Regions from separate parts of the Mus musculus genome. Here region 2 is linked to region 1. A link is a loop called in an ENCODE intact Hi-C map of the cell type or tissue named here. Cell type or tissue: heart. All regions are shown on one strand.

Region 1 (5,000 bases):
TCAAGTGAACTATGATAGAGAACAAACATAGGCTGCTAACTGCTAGTAGGTAAATCAGCAAGGCCTGCTTGGCTCCAAACCCTCTGAGCTGTCTTCCAGACTTCCCCAGCCAATTTGATTGTGATGGTTGATACCAACAGAATACGGGAGGGGGGGGGGATAGCTCAGCCTACAGAGCCCCAAGAGTTAAGAGTAGAGAGACCTTCAAGGAAAGGAGGTGGGGGGACCATATAGGTGCTGCCAACAGGGCTGCCTAAGGCTGTGTTCAGATGTAAGCCTCTGGCCCTCGACAGGTTGAATGAACCTTGGAAGCATAAAGGACTCTAAGCAGCGCTCCTGGCAAGATGTTTTCCATGAAAAGTCCAACATCTAGGCCAGTGCACACCAGGTTTTCAGAGGTGATTTGTCCAGTCTCCGTTTCCCCATTTTAAAATGGGGGCAGGGGTTGTCTTCATTCCTGTCCAGGCAAAATCTTTCAGAAGGTGTTCCCTAGCTTTGGAAACAGGCCCAGGGGCCAGCTGCTCTCTGTGAGAACTGTCACATTTCATGCTAATGACATCTTCCCTCCACAGCAACTTGCAGTGGCCTCTGCAAGTTGTCAGTTTTTTTTTTTGACACTAAAGGCTCCTGTGCCATTGAAGGAGTGGCAGGAGGAAGGAGGCTGCTGCCAGGAAAGTACCTTCCCCGAAGGTGAGAAGGTGAGATGAAGTTCCATGCTAGGAAGAGCGCTACTATTTCTGGTCTTGCCACGGAGAGCAAGGACCCTGTGTGGTCCCCTCAAACACCAAAGAACTCACAAGCTTTTCCAGAGCCTCCTGCAGGGGCCCAGCCTGATTATGCAGCTACAGGCAAGGTTTACTTTCCTTCAGGCTCATTAGCATGGGATCCGCCCCTCTCAGGAGGGGAGGAGGCAAGGCCTAAGGAGGGCTCAGAGGGCCCTTGATGGGGCTTGGGGGCCTCTTGGAGTTCAAAGCCAGTCTGAAGAGAGTTTGAATTTCCCAGATGACCTCCTAAAAACTGTTGCAAGCCTCCTCTCCTAGTCCTGGTGGCTGATCCCAATTCAAGAACGTCATGCCTTGCTTTTAAACCTTGAAAGGTCCAAGATTACCAAACTGTCTCTATCAGCTTCCAAGCACTGAGCAGGTAGTACTAGGGCAGACTGAGACCAGACCCAAGTCTCATTCAGTCCCCAGGGCCTAGAGTGCCCACATAGGGCAAAGGTTTCTCTTCCCAGAACAGCACCAGCAGAGCCCCCAGAGAGCCTAGAAGGAAGCTGGCATTTGAATCCCACTGCCCCCTGGGAAGCCTGGCTTCACTAAGCACAGCTTTGCTTCCATAAATACCCAGTCCCGTGATGTCACCACCCTAAGCCCGACTTTCACCACCTCCGCTGCTGGCATCAGGCCCAGCAGACGGGTGCTCAGTACCGGCACATTACACCTGTGCTTGACAGCTGGACACTGCTGCCACCTTCACCTGTCTATGGAGAAGGCCATCTCCTGCCACTATCTCAGCCTGCTGCTGGCCTTCCACCTGGCTTGGGTGCAAGCCATGGGCTTGCTGAGTATCAAAGCTTTCCCTAAATAGGTCTGTCAAGGGCACTGACAAAAGCCTAGACCACGGCCATGAGTCTGGGACCCTCATTTGTGGATGTGGATTAGGAGGAGGGTGCCTGCTTCAGTAGGGGACTTTCACAGCTCAAGGAAGACTTGCTGACTAAGATTCTTTTCCCCCTCATCATCAACAACACTGCCTTTGCCGCAGGGGTACAAACATTGGACGAAAGCTTGCTCCCCCTGGACGCCACCTGCAGAGCAGCCACCCCACCTCCACCAAGCCCCTCACTTCAACATGAGTAGTGGTCCTTTCTGCCTCAGGCTTTAGGATAAACTTGTCTTGCATACTCACAAATAGCGTCTTCGGCAAGCCATCCTGCCCAAGTCTGATTTCCTTCTCTCTCCTGCCTGGGCTGAGGAGGCTCAAGGTGGTTCAGAGGAGGAACAGGATGCTCAAGCGAGGTGGAAAGGAAGAAAATGAAAGCCAAGGGCAGTCACTTTCCCAGGACTGGCAGGTTCATCTAGATATGCTGGATGTAATGTGGCAGGGGGCTCCAAACAGGTCCTCCTACGCAGGGTTTACACTGTGCCCAGAAGCCTGGGAAGACGTCGAGTCACCATGGTCGCCAGGTTGGGCGGGGGCGTCTGCCTCGCTGCTACCTGGGACTTCCTTGGGAATTTTCCCTCCCGCACATCCGGGGTGGCAGTGCGCTGGGATGAGGAGGGGAGGGCTGGAGGAGGGGGGTGTCTGTGCCGGTTTGCTCTCGCAGCATCCGGAGGAGGGACAGGAGTGCAGGAGCGCCCCCTCCTTCCAGGAGCAACGTAGTGCGGCCTCGCTGGACCAATCGCCAAAGTGCTCGTTGCCATGGCAACTGCAGCATCAAACAGGGCCGCCCTGTGGGTGCGGCTGCAAAACCAAGAGCCCTGGCGCTGAGACCAATGAGGTGGCTCCTTCTGGCCCTCACTGGAAACCTGGAAATCTGTTGCTAAAATGCACTCGCAGCCCGAAGAATGTAATGATGGCATTGCTTTCCAGGGCAGCTTTCCCGTCCCTGGCATGGAAACATAGGAGCCACTAAACTAAGAACTCAGGAGATCTTGTGTCCTGGAGTTAGGGGCCATGAGACTTCAGCAAGCAGAGTGTCTCCTGGGAATTTCAGATGTGATACTGTAAAATGGGATCATGACAGTTGTGTAACTGGTTCAGGAGGGCTGACCACATACAGTAACTGACATAGCTTGTTATGCACACATCAAATCCTGAGGAGGCACGAGGGTGGGGGGGTGGGGTAGGTGGAGGGGGTCCTCATTCATTTAGGACTAACAGACACAGGGTGGCCCAGCCAGCACTTTGGCCTGAGTCTTCACTTGCAAAGCTGCCTCCAGGGAAGGTAGTGAGAGTGTGAACCCTCTGGATGAGGGTGGCAGTTGCCAGGCTATTTTCTTTGTTCCATTCTTTTAGCTTCTCAGACCCACTGAAGTTGGGGGAAGAGGGAGGCTTCACTCTTGAGTTCTGTTCTTTTATTACAGAGAAAATGGATCTCAGAGGCAATGAAAAACTTATGGAAGGTTACACAGCAAAGAGGGACAGAGGCCAGATGAGGAGGAACTCATTCATCTGGCGAAGTGTCCTTGTATGCAGCGTAGAAACTGCTGAAGCAGCTGGGTAGCCAAAATACAGGGGGCTCTAGGAATGGCCAGTCTTTCCATGAGAGCCCCCCTCCCCAGAAGAATGCTGTCATAGGAATAATTCAGATTTATGTAGGCTTAGCACATGGTAAACTGGTCCACTCTCTCTCCTTGATTGAGTTGCTCTGTATTTTATCAAGATCAGGATACCACCACAGCATCAGAAGAGGTCCTTCCAGAAATGTGTGTCATTAACCACAGCTGCTCATAAAGGCACCCTGGGGGGGTGTGGGTACTAACACCCCCACCTGTGTGCTTGTGCTTTCAAACTTCTTAAAGAGGAGCTGCTTTTCCCACTCTCATATCACAGACGAGTAAACTGAAGCTGTGATTGAGAACTGTCCACCCTGTGTGCACTCTGCTCTAAAGGCCCCATCCTGGGCTGCTTCTTGTCCTCCTTTTGGACCCATGACATCCATTGTATGCCTGTCTCTTTTCTGGCTGCTCTTCCAGAGAGGCACACACATCTTGATCCTGCTGTATTTTAAAGAAGAGTGAGTGATAAAGACCTCCACACTCAAAAACAGCTGCCAAAGCTTTCAGGCTTTGACAAAGCATTGAGTGCAGCACACAGTTGTTCTCACACCTGATGTTCTTTGCCTGGCACCAGTCAGATAAAGGAAACTCCATAATGTTGACATTCCAGCTGGTCTCTTAACTTGAGACCCCAGAAGTTCCTGAGTTTCAGGAAGCAACAGAAAGTACAGGAGCATGCTATCACCAAGTGAGAGTCAGACTGCTTGGTTCAACTTTGAAGATGTGAACACACAAGGTTTCAGAGTCACAGAAATGGTGTGGCAGACTGCACCTGTCCACTTCAACTGTGACCAGATGCCTGAGGTGTGAGTGAGTGGTAGTCAGCCTTGCATGACTGCCTGCCCCTGGGTAGAATTGTAAGACAGGACCACCCAACAATCTACATGTTCAGGCTGAGGCTGACATAGAGCATTTCATAGCCAGTTTCTGGACCCATGTCCCCATCTCATCCCTACAGTCTAGGAGAAGCAAACGCCTCCAGGGCTGGTTCCAGAAATTTCCTATCTAGGACTTTGCCTCATAGACTGGAAAATTCCAACCTGCAGGCTGATAGGGATATTCAGGCAGAGTGTCTCTGTCTTCCAACCTGTGGCCATCTGTCCCCTAGGCAGGAGCATAACAACATTTGGGAAGAGGGAGAGAAGGCTGCTGGCACATGACAAGGAGATATGCCAGTCTCAGTCTTTCCAGGCAGGCAGCCATGCATCTCAGCACTGGGCATTCTTCACGGGGACAGCAGCCCATCCCCCTTTTAGGCGGACACAGGACTAACTGTGGAGCTCTAGGGTCTGTACCCTTTTACCTGTACCAGTCTCCCAAACACAGACACTTCACACCCCAGCACTATATTTTTCTTTTTCTGAAGCTTTACATTTTCAGTAAGTAAAATGCAAAGTGCAGAAATAACACAATCATCTTTTCTTTTGGGACAGGGTCTGTGTAACATTGGCTGGTCTGGATTTTACTGTGTAGACCAGGCTGGCTTGGAATTCATAGAGATCTGGTTGCCTCTACCTCTCGGAATGTTGGGATGAAACGTGTGCTTCACCAGCCCCATCAAGAATGCCTGTTCATAAAGTAAGAATAGTCCTCTTCCCCTCAACCCCGCATCTTACTCCTCCTGCTCATCTCTGCAGTGGAAATGGTTCTCATCTGTCTGGAGTGCAGCCTTCCGGCACTTTTCCTACGCATTCATGCACATATGCATGCGTGCAGGAA
Region 2 (5,000 bases), 150 kb before region 1:
CATTAGACACCAAGATGAAACTACTGCCCCTACCCCATCTTTGCCTGTGTGAGAGTGCCCTTGTATTTGTTTATGAAGCCTTTCTATGGGCTGTCTTATGTGTGCCTCAGAATAGGGGCAGAGCTGGCAGAGTTTGGCTCTCTGATCCATTATAGACTGAATGCAGTTCCAATCCAAACCTGTCATGATTTCATGGAAAGCTGGGTGGCCACTCCAACTCTTGACTTAAGGGTATTCCTCAAACAGGTCCTTGGCAAAGGAGACTCCCATCCAAACCTGTTGAATCCTGCTGGAACATGGCATAGAAATGAATGCATGCTGCATGCACACATGTATGTAGAGAGGTCAAAGGCCAAACTTAGGTGTCATTTCTTAAGTATTATTGACTTTTTTTGGTTTTGTTTTTCGAAAAAAACTCTCTCACAGTCCAGGAACTCACCAAATAATCTAGCCTGCTGAGTCCCAGTCCAGGGACCTATGTCTCAGCTTCCTCGGCACATATCGGCACACATGCCCAAGCCTAGCTTCTCCCCCCCTCCCCCCACCGGATTCCAGCTATTGAACTCATGCCCTCATGCTTATACAAAAAGCACTTTCCTGGGTGAGCATCTCCTGAATCCAGGCACTCAGCGTTCAATGTCACTGAGTTGGAAGTCTTGATCTGAATTACTATGGCACATTATAACATGCAAGCCACTCTTACACTATTTGCCTTTTGATGAGACTTGAGCATGTTTCTACTTAGACATAGTAGCTTGGTTGCTGTTTTGAGCTGCACGTCTACTCTACTCTGGTGTCTTACAGTGTATCCTGGTTTCTGGAGCCTGAAAGATATGTGGGAGGGGATCTATTTAAGAATTTGGTTTATGATGCTGGGGACCTACAACATCCCATGGTGTGCTGTGTGCCAACTAGATACCCAGAACAGCTGTAAATCACATGCCTGAGACCATGGGGAGCCTGGGGTGTGACCTGTAGTCCTGAGCCAAAGATTGGAGGTATCTCTGGAATAAAGTCCAGAATTCCAGATGCAAGAATCTTGAGTGAGTCTGAGGACAAGAGATGTGTGTTCCACCTGAAGCCAGACCAGGCCTCTTGCTCTGTGTGGGCTCTGCTCCATCCAGGATGTCCATGGATTGCTGATAGCCCCTTGTCAGGGTAAGACAGATCTGCTGCAGACGGTCACCAGGTCAGATGTTGGTTTCTTCTTGAGAACCCTCTCTTGGGCTACCCCAAAAAAAATGAACCCAATTTCCTCAGCTCAGTGAAGCCCACACCCCAATCATCATCACAGGAGTTGTGTGAGTGTGCTGGCTGCTCATAGGACCCTCACTCTGTTTCTTTACCTCCCAGTGCCAGTCTGTCTTCATCAGTGATGTGCTCTCTGTATTTGGTGGTCCTGTTTAGTCGATGTCCTCTTTATCTGCCAAGGTCAATGACTTTATAGCTTCTCTTGGTGAGGGAATCTTGATCCATTCTTGCAGTCTGTTGAGATGAGCCCTCAGGACAATGGTTTTCCCTCAGCTTTGTGTCACCATTCTACCTGTTCCATGGCTCTCCTTCAGGGACTCCAGTTACAGACTACTAGGCATTCCGATGTCTCCCTGTGCTCTGATCTCAGACTCCACCCTTCAGTTTCACTCTCTTGGATCCTTTCAGGGTTTTGTTGCTGTTATTTTTGTTTTCTTTTTTATTAGATATTTTCTTTACTTACATTTCAAATGCTGTCCCCTTTCCTGGTTTTCCCTCCAGAAACCCCCTATCCCATCCCCACCCCAGCTTCTACAGGGTGCTCCCCAACCCACCTACCTACCCTGGTTGGCTCCCTGTCCTGGTTTAGCCCTTCTTCCCTTGGTGATTAGAGTTGCATTGTTCCTGAGGTGACTGCATTTTTTTCCTTCAGTTCTTTTTTAAAAAAAAAAAAGATTTATTTATTTTATGTATATGAGTACACACTGTAGCTGTACAGATAGTTGTGAGCCTTCATCTGGTTGTTGGGAATGGAATTTAGGACCTCTGCTCGCTCCAGTAAACCCTGCTCTCTCTGGTTGGTCCTGCTTGCTTTGGCCCAAAGATTTATTTATTATTATAAATAATACACTGTAGCTGTCTTCAGACAGCACCAGAAGAGGGCGCCAGATCTTATTATGGGTGGTTGTGAGCCACCATGTGGTTACTGGAATTTGAACTCAGGACCTTCAGAAGAGCAGTCAGTGCTCTTATCTGCTGAGTCATCTTGCCAGCCCTCAGTTCTTCTTACCATGAGCTTACCATATGTCTGTTTTCATATCCCTAACTGCTTGTTTACTTTGGCTTCATGAAAGGAAGTGCTCTACTTACTTTTTTTCTGTTGCTGTGATAGAACCAAAAGCAACTTTGGAGAGCAGTTTATTTCAGCTTACACTTCCTGATGATAGCCCATCACTGAGGGAAGGAACTCAAGGCAGGAACTGGAAGCAGAAGCCAGGGAAGAGTGCCTCTTAAGATGCTCCCTGGCCTGATTCCTCTCTCAGCTAGCTATCTTATTAAGCCCAGGACCACAGGCTTAGGGATGATGTCACCTACAGCAGGCTGGACCCTCCTATATCAAAGCATCAATCAAAATAGTCTCTTACAGACATGGCCACAAACAAGTCTTACCTGGGCAATTCCTCAACTAGGTCCCCTCTTCTAAGTGACTCTAGGTTGTGTTACATTGATAATACCAGGACAGGTAGGTTGCCTTAGAGTTACCTTCTTCTTCACTCTGTATATGGAGTGTGAACATGTTCATGTGGGTGTGCGCATATATGTATGGAGTCTACAGGTCAACATTCAGGATCTTTCTCACTTGCTCTCCATCTTATCCTTTCAGATAGGGTCTCTCATTGAACACAGAGCTCACTGATATGCCTAGGCTGGCTGTCCTGAGTTCTAGAGGTCCTCGTGTCTTTGTGTCTCTTCTCCTGTAATGCTGATGCCCAACTTTCACATGATTGCTGGGGCTCTGAACTCAGGCCCTAAAGGTGTTCACACATTTCTTTGAGTGTGTAATTAGGCAGTGAGTGCACTGAGTACAATCCCACTGTAAAGCTTGCTTGTGGAAGTCCGACCCTTATCTTTACAGCCTCCTAATAAGGACCCTTTCTCAGGGTAAGTGCTGGCTGAGGTCACTGGCATTCTCCCAGAGTCCTTTGACTGTATTGTGCTGTGGGTTCATCCTGACTCTGCTGTCTTCCCACCAACCTGTGGTCTTTATGTCTTTTGCTCTTCTAAATGCTGTGCATGGCCAAGCTGTACATGGAGTTGCATGTTGTTTTCTCCAGGGTAGTTCACAAAAGCTGGAGGGAAACTCCAAGTAAGGATTCCTCTGTTACCTGCTATTTTAATTATGATTCTATCTTCCTTGGCATCTGCTCTGAGGGTAGCCTGTGATAACTGTAGTGGGACTGTCCTTCAGATTTAAGTTGAATGTCTGTCTTTCACATTGGTTTTGTATTTTATTTTGTCTTATTTTTTAGATATAATCTTGCTATGTAGCCCTGGAACTACGTTGCTCAGGCTGGCCATGAACTCAGAGCAATCCTCCTGTCTCAGCCTCTTGACTTCCAAGATTTACAAGCTTGTACTGCCATGCCTGGATATCTTTCAGATTTAAATGGGAGTTTTCCTCTTTCATGACCCTGATCACGTTGCTTTAACTGAAATAGAGGGAAGAAATGGTTTCTCTAAAAGTCATAAATCTATACAAAAGGTACATAGGATACTATCTACTAGGCGATCTTCACAGCACAGATGTACTTGCTAGCAAGGAACATCATTTCAGTTACAGGTGTCATGACATGGCCTAGGGAGAGCAGGAAGAGATGGGCTTATGAAGGAGTCCAGAGGGGAAGGACTTGTAGGGCTCAGAAAGGAAGGGCTTATAGGATCAAGGGGCCATGCAGAGTTCTAAGAAGGGATGTGTAGGTATCAGAGCAGTTGAAGCCAGCAGGTGAGGACTGCATACTTCTGGAGCTGAATGGCTGAACCCATGTACAGCCTGCAGCAATCAGATGGTCACAGGAACAAAATCCCTGCCTCAGGTCTTCTATGTCTCCCTAGCCAGGCTTCACACTGTCATGGTCGGCAGGGGTCAGATACACTGTTGGGGATGTTAACAGTGCGATGAAGGCCACATCCTGAGCCTGTCTGCTAGTGGTGTTGACCCAACATCCCTATCTCCCAACAACAGATCATTTTCAAGGGCATTCTGTCCAGTCCAGCTGTAGGCTGGTCTACAGTCAGATACAGCCCTTGCCCCCAAGGGAGACAAATGACGAGTATAGCTTCAGGAAACCTGCTCTGTAACTCAGCCCTTCCAGAGAGCCACAGGCTGCAGCCTGGTAAGGTCTAACCTGGGAGAGAACTGGAATGGCCACAGGCTGCAGCCTGGTAAGGTCTAACCTGGGAGAGAACTGGAATGGCCTAGAACAGACTGCATAGCTCACTTCCATGAGTGTGGTACTTTTGAAGGAGATCAACAAAGGGTGTTCTGGGAAAGTCCCACAGGGAATTGGACCCTCACTGGGAGTTCTGTGTATTGGGTAGAGATATCCTGGGTCAGCTTTACACATCACACTGACCAATGTGGAGGATGGGCAGATTAAGAGTTGAGTCTCTTAAATATTTCAGGACTGAGCTAGCTGGGTTTTTCTTATTCTTTTCCCGGTATGTTGCTCTCAGCCCCTGGTATTTCCTATTAGCCACTTCCCCTCTAGCTCAGTGAGAGAGCCCCAAGCCTCAGCATTTGCTGACACAGACATGATGGACATTGCTGAATACTCCTGGCCCCTCATTTAAGTCTCTCCGCAGCACCTTCAAGAGTTCCTTAGGGGTCTTTGGGGAAGCTGTGTCCAGACAGGACAAGCCTGGTCACATCTTCTGGAGACCACGCCCTGCTGACCAGAGTAGAATGACCTGGAAAAGTAACACTACGTGAGGTTCAGGATTTATGGGATCTCCCACAGGACCCTGGGCTC

What was found. Peaks named below come from ENCODE experiments on the same cell type or tissue, not always from the same donor. Only the 100,000 strongest peaks of a DNase experiment are listed, where the experiment ranks them.
Region 2: a loop joins it to region 1, with 2.0 times the contacts of the local background. A loop is called at or near these places in 11 of 42 quality-filtered maps.

What each region holds. Positions count from the first base shown.
Region 1 is chr6:90,807,860-90,812,859 of GRCm38, forward strand. It overlaps Iqsec1 (IQ motif and Sec7 domain 1), which reads right to left and starts at 2,264. Exons shown (of 14, transcript NM_001134384.1): 1 at 1,909-2,264. The coding sequence starts at 1,931. In heart, a CTCF peak has its summit at 2,370; DNase peaks (open chromatin) are centred at 1,382 and 2,352; H3K27ac peaks cover 1,071 bases; H3K27me3 peaks cover 1,225 bases.
Region 2 is chr6:90,654,396-90,659,395 of GRCm38, forward strand. No RefSeq gene overlaps it. Among named protein-coding and RNA genes, the nearest start is that of Slc41a3, 52 kb to the left of the region's middle. In heart, a CTCF peak has its summit at 2,122 (motif pointing right); no DNase peak of the experiment used is centred here; H3K27ac peaks cover 273 bases.